Linked DNA regions of Homo sapiens: region 1 is linked to region 2. The links are chromatin contacts, found by Hi-C in ENCODE. All regions are on one chromosome and are shown on one strand. The core of a region is the stretch at or near the end of the contact, and the rest is flanking DNA. Distances in the headings are between cores, read along the strand shown.

Region 1 (4,835 bases), core at 950-3,449, 73 kb after region 2:
ACTTGCCTCTCTTGGGCAACTCTTAGTGTCCTCAAAGACTGGCTGAGGCACTGTCCTGGTGGCTGAACCCAAGACACCTAGCCCTTCAGGTTTAGTGGTTCTCTAAAGAGTTATAGACTTACAGCCAAGCGCAGTGGCTAACACCTGTAATCCCAGCACTTTGGGAGGCCAAGGCGGGTGGATCACCTGAGCTCAGGAGTTCCAGACCAGCCTGATCAACATGATGAAACTCTGTCTCTGCTAAAAATACAAAATTAGCCGGACGTGGTGGCACAAGCCTGTAAACCCAGCTACTCGTGAGGCTGAGGCTGGGGAATCGCCTGACCCCTGGAGGCAGAAGTTGTAGCGAGCCGAGACTGTGCCATTGCACTCCAGCCTGGGCAACAAGAGCAAAACTCCCTCTCAAAAAAAAAAAAGATTTATAGACTTTCTTTTTTTTTTTTTTTAATTTTTTTTTTTTTTTTGAGACCCTCTGTCACCCAGGCTAGAGTGCAGTGGCATGATCTCGGCTCACTGCAAGCTCCGCCTCCCAGGTTCACGCCATTCTCCTGCCTCAGCCTCTCGAGTAGCTGGGACCACAGGCGCCCGCCACCACGCCCAGCTAATTTTTTGTATTTTTAGTAGAGACGGGGTTTCACCGTGTTAGCCAGGATGGTCTCGATCTCCTGACCTCGTGATCCGCCCACCTCGGCCTCCCAAAGTGCTGGGATTACAGGCGTGAGCCACCGTGCCCGGCCTAGACTTACTTTCTTAAGGAAGTATTCACCCAGGAAGTATTCACCCATTCAATAAAGAAGAATTGTTGCATACCTAGTATTTTCCAGTCTTATTAATCTATTCATGTAGCACTTTGGGAGGCTGAGGCAGGAGGATCACTTGAGGACAGGAGTTCAAGACCAGGCTGAGCAACATAGTGAGACCCACATCTCTGCTTAAAGAAAAAAAAATAGCTGGGTATGGTGGCATCCACCTGTAGTCCCAGCTACTCAAGAGCCTGAGGTGGGAGGATTATTCGAGCCCAGGAGTTCAAGATGAGCCTGGGCAACATGGTGAGACCCCTACCTCTACCAAAAAAAAAAATTCTTTAAAAATAAATAAATAGAGTCAAACCACTTATTTAATCTCATTCAGGTTGGAGAAGGAAGAAAAAGTAATTCAGACAAAAGAAACAGCATGTATAAAGGTAAAAAAAGTTCAGGAAACTAACAGATCACTCAATACAGAGGCCTGAAGAAAACAGGTGTGAGAGATGAGGGTGAAGGATTAGGTGAGGCCTAGATTTCAGAGGATATTATGTCTCGTTAATGAGCTTAATTTCATTCTATTGTTCTGGGACCATCTAAGGTACAGGCAAAACTGCAATGTAGGCTGGGTGCTGTGGCTCACACCTGTAATCCCAGCACTTTGGGAGGCAGAGGCAGGCAGATGGCTTTGAGGTCACGAGTTCGAAACCAGCCTGGCCAACATGGTAAAACCCTGTCTGTACTAAAAATATAAAAAAGTTGGGCAGGCACAGTGGCTCACACGTGTAATCGTAGCAGTTTAGGAGGCCGAGGCGGGGGGATCACCTGAAGTCAGAAGTTCGAGACCAGCCTGGCCAACATGGTGAAACCGCGTCTCTACTAAAAACACAAAAATTAGCCAGGCGTGGTGGCGGGCGCCAGTAATCCTAGCTACTCAGGAGGCCGAGGCAGGAGAATCACTTGAACCCGGGAGGCAGAGGTTGCAGGGAGCCGAGATCGCACCATTGCACTCCAGCCTGAGCGACAGAGGGAGACTCCATCTTAAAAAATAAATAAATAAATAAATAAAAAATAAAAATACAAAAAAGTTAGCTGGGTGTGGTGGCACATGCCTGTGGTCCCAGCTACCAGGGAGGCTGAGGTGGGAGGATCACTTGAGCCTGGGGGGGGAAGGTTGCAGTGAGCTGTGATAGTGCCATTGCACTCTGTTTTGTCTGGGTGACAGAGTGAGACCCTGTCTCAAAAAACAAACAAAAAACCCTGCAGTGTAGAAAGTTCACTATAGCTTTCATGTGAAGGATAGATTGGGAAGAAAGAGCATGGCATGACCCGTGAGGAAGCTATTGCAATAGTTCAATCCTGAGGAAAGTGAGGATGGGAACTAAGTAGCAGGTGTGGAGAGAGAGAGGACCATGTGGGCAGGAGAGGCAGCGTGCAGGTGGAATCAGCAGTACTTGGAGAAAGAGTTCTTGAAAGTTGTGGAACACAGAGAGGAGTCTGGAAAGATTCCTGGGACTGTTGTGGCTGGAGGGCTTCACCTACTCTGAAGAGTTGCTCGGGAGCTCTGTTGCCTTCTCAGTTGCAGAAATGAAGGAATTAAACGTCACCTATTGAGAGTGATAATCTTGATCTTGGCTTGGTGCTTCTGGTAGCCAAGGTCTAAAAGAAGGAAAAAATAGCATTTGTAAGTCATGAATAGGTACAAACCAGGAAGCTCTGTTGCCTTAAAGAAAGAGCTTCCTTAGCAGATTCTTTATTTCATCATTTCCAGTTTGGCAGCGCCCTCATGGTTGTGGCTGGGACAGGACTGCTGGCTGCTCAGGAAATATCGAGCAAATGGGCTAATCAGCAGGCAAAGAATTGATTCCCGTGTCACATCCCTTCCCCTTAGGCCACAAGTCTACAAAATTGCCAAGTGGCAGAGGCTTCTGAATCCCTGCCGTTGGCTCCCTGGAATTGCAGAAGCTTGTTAATATTGACTTTCATCTAATTGCTTCACTATTTAGTTGGCAGGATTGTTCTTTAAAAATTTTTTCCTAGTTACGTTATGCCCAAAGGCAATGCTAATTAACAGAAAGATCCAGGTTCTCTCAGACTCAAACTGCATCCTCTTTTCTCCTCATTCCACTACTTGTCTGTCATGAGAATTACACAGAAGTTTCATCTCTTAAGCTTTCCATGCCTCAGTTACCTTATCTTTAAAATGGGCATAATTAGATTAACTCTGTGACTTTCTTTATAGAGTAATTGTGAGGATTGGAGGAAGCTTTCCAGGTAAGTGTGCTACCTAGCACTTAGGGTTTAATTAAGGGTAGCTCTAAAGAATAATCACCTCATCTGCAGGGAGATGTTGCCAAGGCCTCCCTGACCTGTTGGAGGAGTTTGAGAATCACACTTGGTCGATGCCACCATTCTTTCACTGGCCTGTCTTACCATGGGTTTCTCATGGATGGCTGCTAAGCTTTGTGCAAAATCAGTCCAAAACTTACAATCCTGAAGCCCCAAAACTGGTGCTATTTCCTCCAACTCTGGTTCTCCCTATCAGCCTAAGTGCTCAGATGCTTTGAATGTGTATTTTGATTTTGCAACTTGAGTCTGAACTAGAGTTTCTTGTCTAAAGCTAAAGCCCCTTTCTTGGAATTTCATGTCAATTTTGTTTTGGTTCAAGCTGAAATTGCCTCCCTCTTTCCCAAAACCACTGATTTGCTTTCCCTGATTAGAGCAACCGGAAATTTTCCCGTTTACTACCACTACTACCTTTACTACAAATATACAGTAAAGTAAATAAAAATGGTGGCTGAAGTTGAGTGCTTACTAAGTACTGGGCGCTATCCTGAGGAATTCACATAGTTAGTAGCCCTTGGTCCTCATAAAATTCCCGAGATATGTTCTATTTCTATGCCCACCCCCACCCCCCACCTTTTACAGTTCAGAAAAATAAAGACATGAGTAATTCATTAAATCCTACATCTAGATAGACTTCCATAAACCCTCAAACAGATAGACAGCTTTTTCTAATGTTGATATTTAGGGGCCTAGTGGATTAAAGATTTTCTTAGGAAGGATAATGGAGACATTATCCTAAAACATACCTTTTACCAAAGAAAAGGCTACTATTTGCCATTAACCTTGTAGCAGGGCTTCTATACCTCAGTCTTATTAACATTTTGGAAGAAATAATGATCTATTCTGGGGGTAGGGGGCTGGGTAGGTGGAGGAAGGAGCATTGCATTACTCCTGTGATTTGCAGAGCATTTAGCAACATCCTCAGCCTCTACTTGTTAGATGCCAGCAGCCCTCTGCCCAAACTCTGGCAACCAAAAATGCCTCCAGGCATTGCCAGATGTGTTTTGGGGACACAGTCACCCCAGTTGAGGACTGCTGCTTTGAAGCACAGAATAATGCTAGAAATCATCCCTCAAATGAAGTTGAACGTGGGGCAGGTTCATTTTGGCAGAACTGGAGGTCAAAGGAAAAGTCCAATAAGATTTCGTCCACGAGGCTAGGATTTCTAGTAGGTTGTGGGGCATGGATTTGAAAAGATATCACCTTAAGCCAGGTTGACTGGGGAGAAACAATACCCATAAGGGCATGAGAATCACAGGATTTGGCATAAGGAGAAGTTGAACTGCAATATAGAACAAAGATATCAAATGGTACCTGTTGTCTTGCTACCTCAGGAAGGAGAAGGGGAAGGATGCTAGGGAGAAAAGTCAACAAATCTCCACAGAGCCTCAGAAAGCTGAGTCATTTATCTCAAGGTGATACACCTTTGAAGGCAGATCCAGGTTCAAGCCCCAATCTGTCTGACTCCATGGACCTGTCTCTCTCCCCCCTCTACCTCTCCAGAAAGAAAAAGCTGCTGCAACGATTTAGTGTAGAGGCTGGCCAACTATGGCCAATGGGTCAAATGTGGCCCACTGCCTGTTTTGACAAGTAGTTTCATTATAACACAGGCAAATCCATTTAGGTACATATTACTTATGACTGCCTTCCTGCTATAGCCACAGAGTTGGCTAGTAGTAACAGAGACTGCATGGCCTGAAAGGCCCACATGATTTGCAATCTGCCCCTTTACGGAAAAAGTTTGTG
Region 2 (4,431 bases), core at 1,229-3,728:
TCGGCCTCCCAAAGTGCTGGGATTACAGGCGTGAGCCACCACACCTGGCCTGCATTATTCTTTATGGTGCATTTTCACTGATGAAAATGACTCGCTAACTATGGTCCGTTACACCCTTAGTCTCAGTAGTTCTCCACCATTGGAGTGAAACTCAATTATGAAATTTTCTTGGAGGGTGAAAATCCCCTCCTAGAAAAAAAAAAGACATGTATCTCCTGGATCTCCACACTACGAAATTTCACTGACAGTGTTAGAATACTGAGAGCCGTGAAGCCTCTTCTACAAGCCTTGGTATTTCCATGCTCATGGGGAGGTCAGTAGTACCTGAGACAGCCCATTCCATCCTGGGAGCTCTATATCCTACAAGGTAATTCCTGCAGGTTGAAATCCAGGTTCTGGTGGCTTCCACTTATTCATCCTGTGGATTGAGATGTGGAACAGAAGAAAAAGGAAGGATCAATCCCAAGAGTCAAATAGGATTCTATAGAAACGTGAATGGGAATGATTTTCATGCCTCTAGCAAACTCTCAGAAGGGGGAAATAGTGCAGTGGGAAATCCCAGAATTTGGGGAATTTTTTTTTTTTTTTTTTTAAGACAGAGTCTCACTCTGTTGCCTGGGCTGGAGTGCAGTGGCTCAATCTCGGCTCACTGCAACCTCCACCTCCCAAGTTCAAGCAATTCTCCTGCCTCAGCTTCCTGAGTAGCTGGGACTACAGGCATCCACCACCATGCCCAGCTAATTTTTGTATTTTTAGTAGAGACAGGTTTTCACCATGTTGGCCGGGCTACCTTGACCTCAAGTGATCCACCCATCTCGGCCTCCCAAAGTGCTGGGATTACAGACATGAGCCACTGTGCCTGGCCAGCAGAATTTGGACAGTCTTTTGTTTGAAAATCCTGGTTCTATCATATGCTAACTCTCTGGCTTTCAGGGCTTATTGGTAGCCTTTCTGAGCCTAAGTCTCTTTTGTCTGTAAAATTGAAAAATCTGGCACATCGTAGATGTTCTATCCTCAATGGTTTTAGATGGAAGGGAAAACCTCATGTGAACAAAAGAAAGGACCTCATTCTAGAGGAGATGGAAAAGAGGTGGAGGGGAGGAAATTTCCACGTCTAGTAGCATTCTTCCAAATGAGATGATCAAGTCTTTAATACAGAGAACCTTTGTAAAAAATTTTATAGACATTATTTTTTGGAGTAGTTAGGGGCTCAGAGCAAAACTGAGTAGAAGGTATAGAGTTCCCATATACCCTCTGTCCTATACACGCATAGCCTCCCCTGTCATTAACATCCCCCACCAGAGCGGCACGTCTGCTACAATTGATGAACCTACATTGACACATCCCTGCATTCCAAGTCCAGGGTTCACTTTTGGTGTTGTACATTCTGAGGGTTTGGACCAATGTATAATGATGTGTATTTACCATGATAGTATCATACAGAGTAGCTTCACTGCCCTAAAAATCCTCTGTCCTCCACTTATTCATCCCTCCCTCCTGCTATCCTCTGGCAACCCCTGAGCTGTTTACCCTCTCTGTAGTTTTACCTTTCCCAGAATTGTCATTGAGTTGGGATCATACAGAGTGTAGCCTTTTCAGATTGGCTTCTTTCACTTAGCCATATGCATTTAAGGGCCGTGTCTCTTTATGGCTTGATAACTCATTTCTTTTTAGTTCTAGATAGTAATCTATTGTTCATGGTAAAAGTGGAAAGCAGTTCACTATGTACATGTGTATCAAAATATTATGCTGTACATCTTAAATATATACATTTAAAAAAGAAAACATTTCATTGTCTGGATGTACCACAGTTTATTGATTCACCTACTGAAGGATATAGATATTTTATTGAATTAAATTAGGGCTCCATTTTACAGCCCAGGGATCATAGCATGGAATCAGCAGGTGGCAGCATTCCAGATCACTTGGAACTCAAACAGGTCCTCTGATTAACCTAGGCTCACAATGATGTACTCCAAAGGATAGGTCTTAGGTCTCTAAAGTCCCAAAACCCACTGCATTAAGAGGTTAAAGAAATAAAACTGATTTGCTGTGGAGGCTGCGATTGTCCTGGAAAATCACAATGCAATATCTCCACTGGCTATAATCACTGAGGAATTCCTTCTGCCCCTAAAGGGTTGGCACTCTTGCGTAGGATGGGTGCTCTTGCAAGATCTAATCCTGGAAATGCTCTCCATTCTCCATTCTTTTTTCCACTTACTTCTAAGGACAATACTGGGTTAGGCACCTGGCTTAAAGGAGTCTTTGAAGATCCCAACTGACAAGTGCAAAATATACGACTTGAAAAGAAAATCAGAATGCTTTGCCTTGGTTTGCTGAAGTGTGAAGTACATAGAACTTAAATACTATGTGGGTTTTTTCTAACCTTTTTTTTTTTTTCTGTAACTGAGCCAAAAACCAAAAGGGATTTTTTCTCTCTCTCTTTTTATAAGATACCAGGTGCACCAGAAGCAAGCATGCATTTTCTAAAACCAGTGAACCATGACATCAGAAGATTCTTAAGTCACGCCAGAACCAAACCTGCATTTCATCTAATCTCTGATCTAAATTAGGCCTCAGACATGCAATTGTTTTACCCAGTTGCAATCCAACATGAAGTGTGTTTGTTGGGCCTGTCTATCTCGGCTCAGTTGTGTTGTGGTCCAGTTCTGTCTCACTGGTTCTCTGCATCTGGGTGGCTGGCTGTCTTTGTCCCTCTGTGTTTCTATACTTTGTCTCTCTGCTTTTTGCTTTCAGTCTCTCTGTTATTCCGCCTGTGATCTTTCTCACTCTGCTGCTGCCCTTTTCTGAAGTGCTTTCAACACTAAGTCACGTTTAAGAGCACGTTTAAGATTTCAAGCTTAGGCTTGAAATCACCTCCTGCCTCTTTCTTCAGTCTCATCTGTCAACATGCTTAGAAGGGTATGTGGCTTGTAACAAGCATGTTACAGTCATTCACTATTATGATTCCCCACATTTGTGTAGCACTTTTCCAGGTAGTTTCTGAGATCAGCACGCTGGGTGACACCACAAAATGGAAAGAAAGGCTTTGGGAGAAAGAAGATTTCATGGGCTGATGAAAAGAAATACTTAGGTGACTTCTCTTGGCTGTGTGTGTCTTCTCATATCTTTCACAAGAGGCAGTCTGAGATATCTCAGGCAACTGCAGGGTATGCATGTGGCATATCTTGATTTTCGTAACACTTTGGCTGCTGAATCTCCATTCCAACCATGGCAATCTGTGAAAGCAAGAATATTGAGGAGAAAAGAGTAAAGAAAAGGGGAGACAACATGAGAGAGAACAGGAGTGGAGAAAGAGGATGAGAATTAAAGAGAGGGTAGAAAAGAGTTGATAAGAGTGACAGTAAGAGGAAGAGAAGGCAAGAGATAGAGTGACATTCACTGAAACCATAAAGCAGTGTGTCCTGCTGAATAGAGTAAGTGAGATCAACATGAACCCTTGGAAAAAAGATGCTATAGCCCACATTATTGCTCCTTACATTAAATTGTACTAAATATAAGTCTATTATCTGCTTAACTTAGTCTTGGTATAATTCACTGTGCTGCTGTAGGCCTCAGTTTCCATCTGAGGTCTTGCCTTTGTAAGCAAAACTGTAGCTCTGTACAGCAGAGATTTAGCTCCTTCACAACTGAAAAAAGGCTAAAGAAAGGGAAAACAAGGCACTTGGTGTTACAGAGTTAGAGAGAAGAGATACTGAAGTATTATACTTGGAAGCAGCAAACAAAAATCAGTCCCCAACGAATCTATGCCGTGCCATCTGCAGTCAATATGCATTATTACAGTTACACAGATGGCTGGGTTCGGGGGGAGTTCCAAGCCAGTGGTTCTAGACCTTAGCAGTGCACTGTGATCACCTGAGAGCTTAAAAAACATCTCAGTGTCCAGGTTCCACCCTAGATCAATTAAAGGGTGGAATCCAGGAATCAATATTTTTGGAGGCCCCCAGGTGACTCCATTGTGCAGCTAAGGTTGCAGACCTCTGATCTTGGATAACCCTGGGAGCCAAGCAACAAAGTTTTTGAACTCTGTAACCTGACTGCAGGTAAAGTAGCTCAATAAATGACTGTACCTGTTGGGTAATAACGGTGGCAATTCAGGGACTGTCAGAGGACTATGAAAAGTCCATCTGTTTGGAATGATGCAGATTTAATCAAATGATATTCTTCAAAAGTGACTACCTCATTCTCAGACATTTGGTTTGCCCCGAGTGTCTGATGGTCCCGGTTTGCTGGTATCTGTTTATAGCCATCTGCTGCCAGTGATTGTGGAGGTGAGGAACAACGTGTTGCCAGCTGAGGTGTGCAGCAGGGCAGCTTTCCTACCTGGTTTTTTCCTGGGAGGAAAGGTATCTTCACCCCTGGGAGTAAAGGTACCTCGAACATCCTAAATACACCTGTTATGGATTAGTT

Evidence for each region. A loop is a pair of places that touch in the nucleus more often than their neighbours do. Pooled maps may share reads with other maps.
Region 1: a map of posterior vena cava shows a loop between it and region 2 (19-fold over the local background). The contact joins two enhancer-like sites. A Hi-C loop is called at or near these places in 5 of 168 maps with a recorded cell type or tissue (IMR-90, OCI-LY7, Panc1 and 2 more), 2 of 37 single-sample maps with no recorded cell type and 5 of 50 pooled maps.

Annotation. Positions count from the first base shown.
Region 1 is chr16:13,461,176-13,466,010 of GRCh38, forward strand. It overlaps a transcript of SHISA9 not described here. Among named protein-coding and RNA genes, the nearest start is that of ERCC4, 460 kb to the right of the region's middle. Within about 2 kb of position 2,200, at least 2 of the 41 ENCODE cell types and tissues checked have a DNase peak (open chromatin) inside an H3K27ac peak, as active enhancers do.
Region 2 is chr16:13,387,738-13,392,168 of GRCh38, forward strand. It overlaps a transcript of SHISA9 not described here. Among named protein-coding and RNA genes, the nearest start is that of SHISA9, 490 kb to the left of the region's middle. RefSeq lists enhancers at 2,455-2,514, 2,925-2,974. Within about 2 kb of position 2,479, at least 3 of the 41 ENCODE cell types and tissues checked have a DNase peak (open chromatin) inside an H3K27ac peak, as active enhancers do.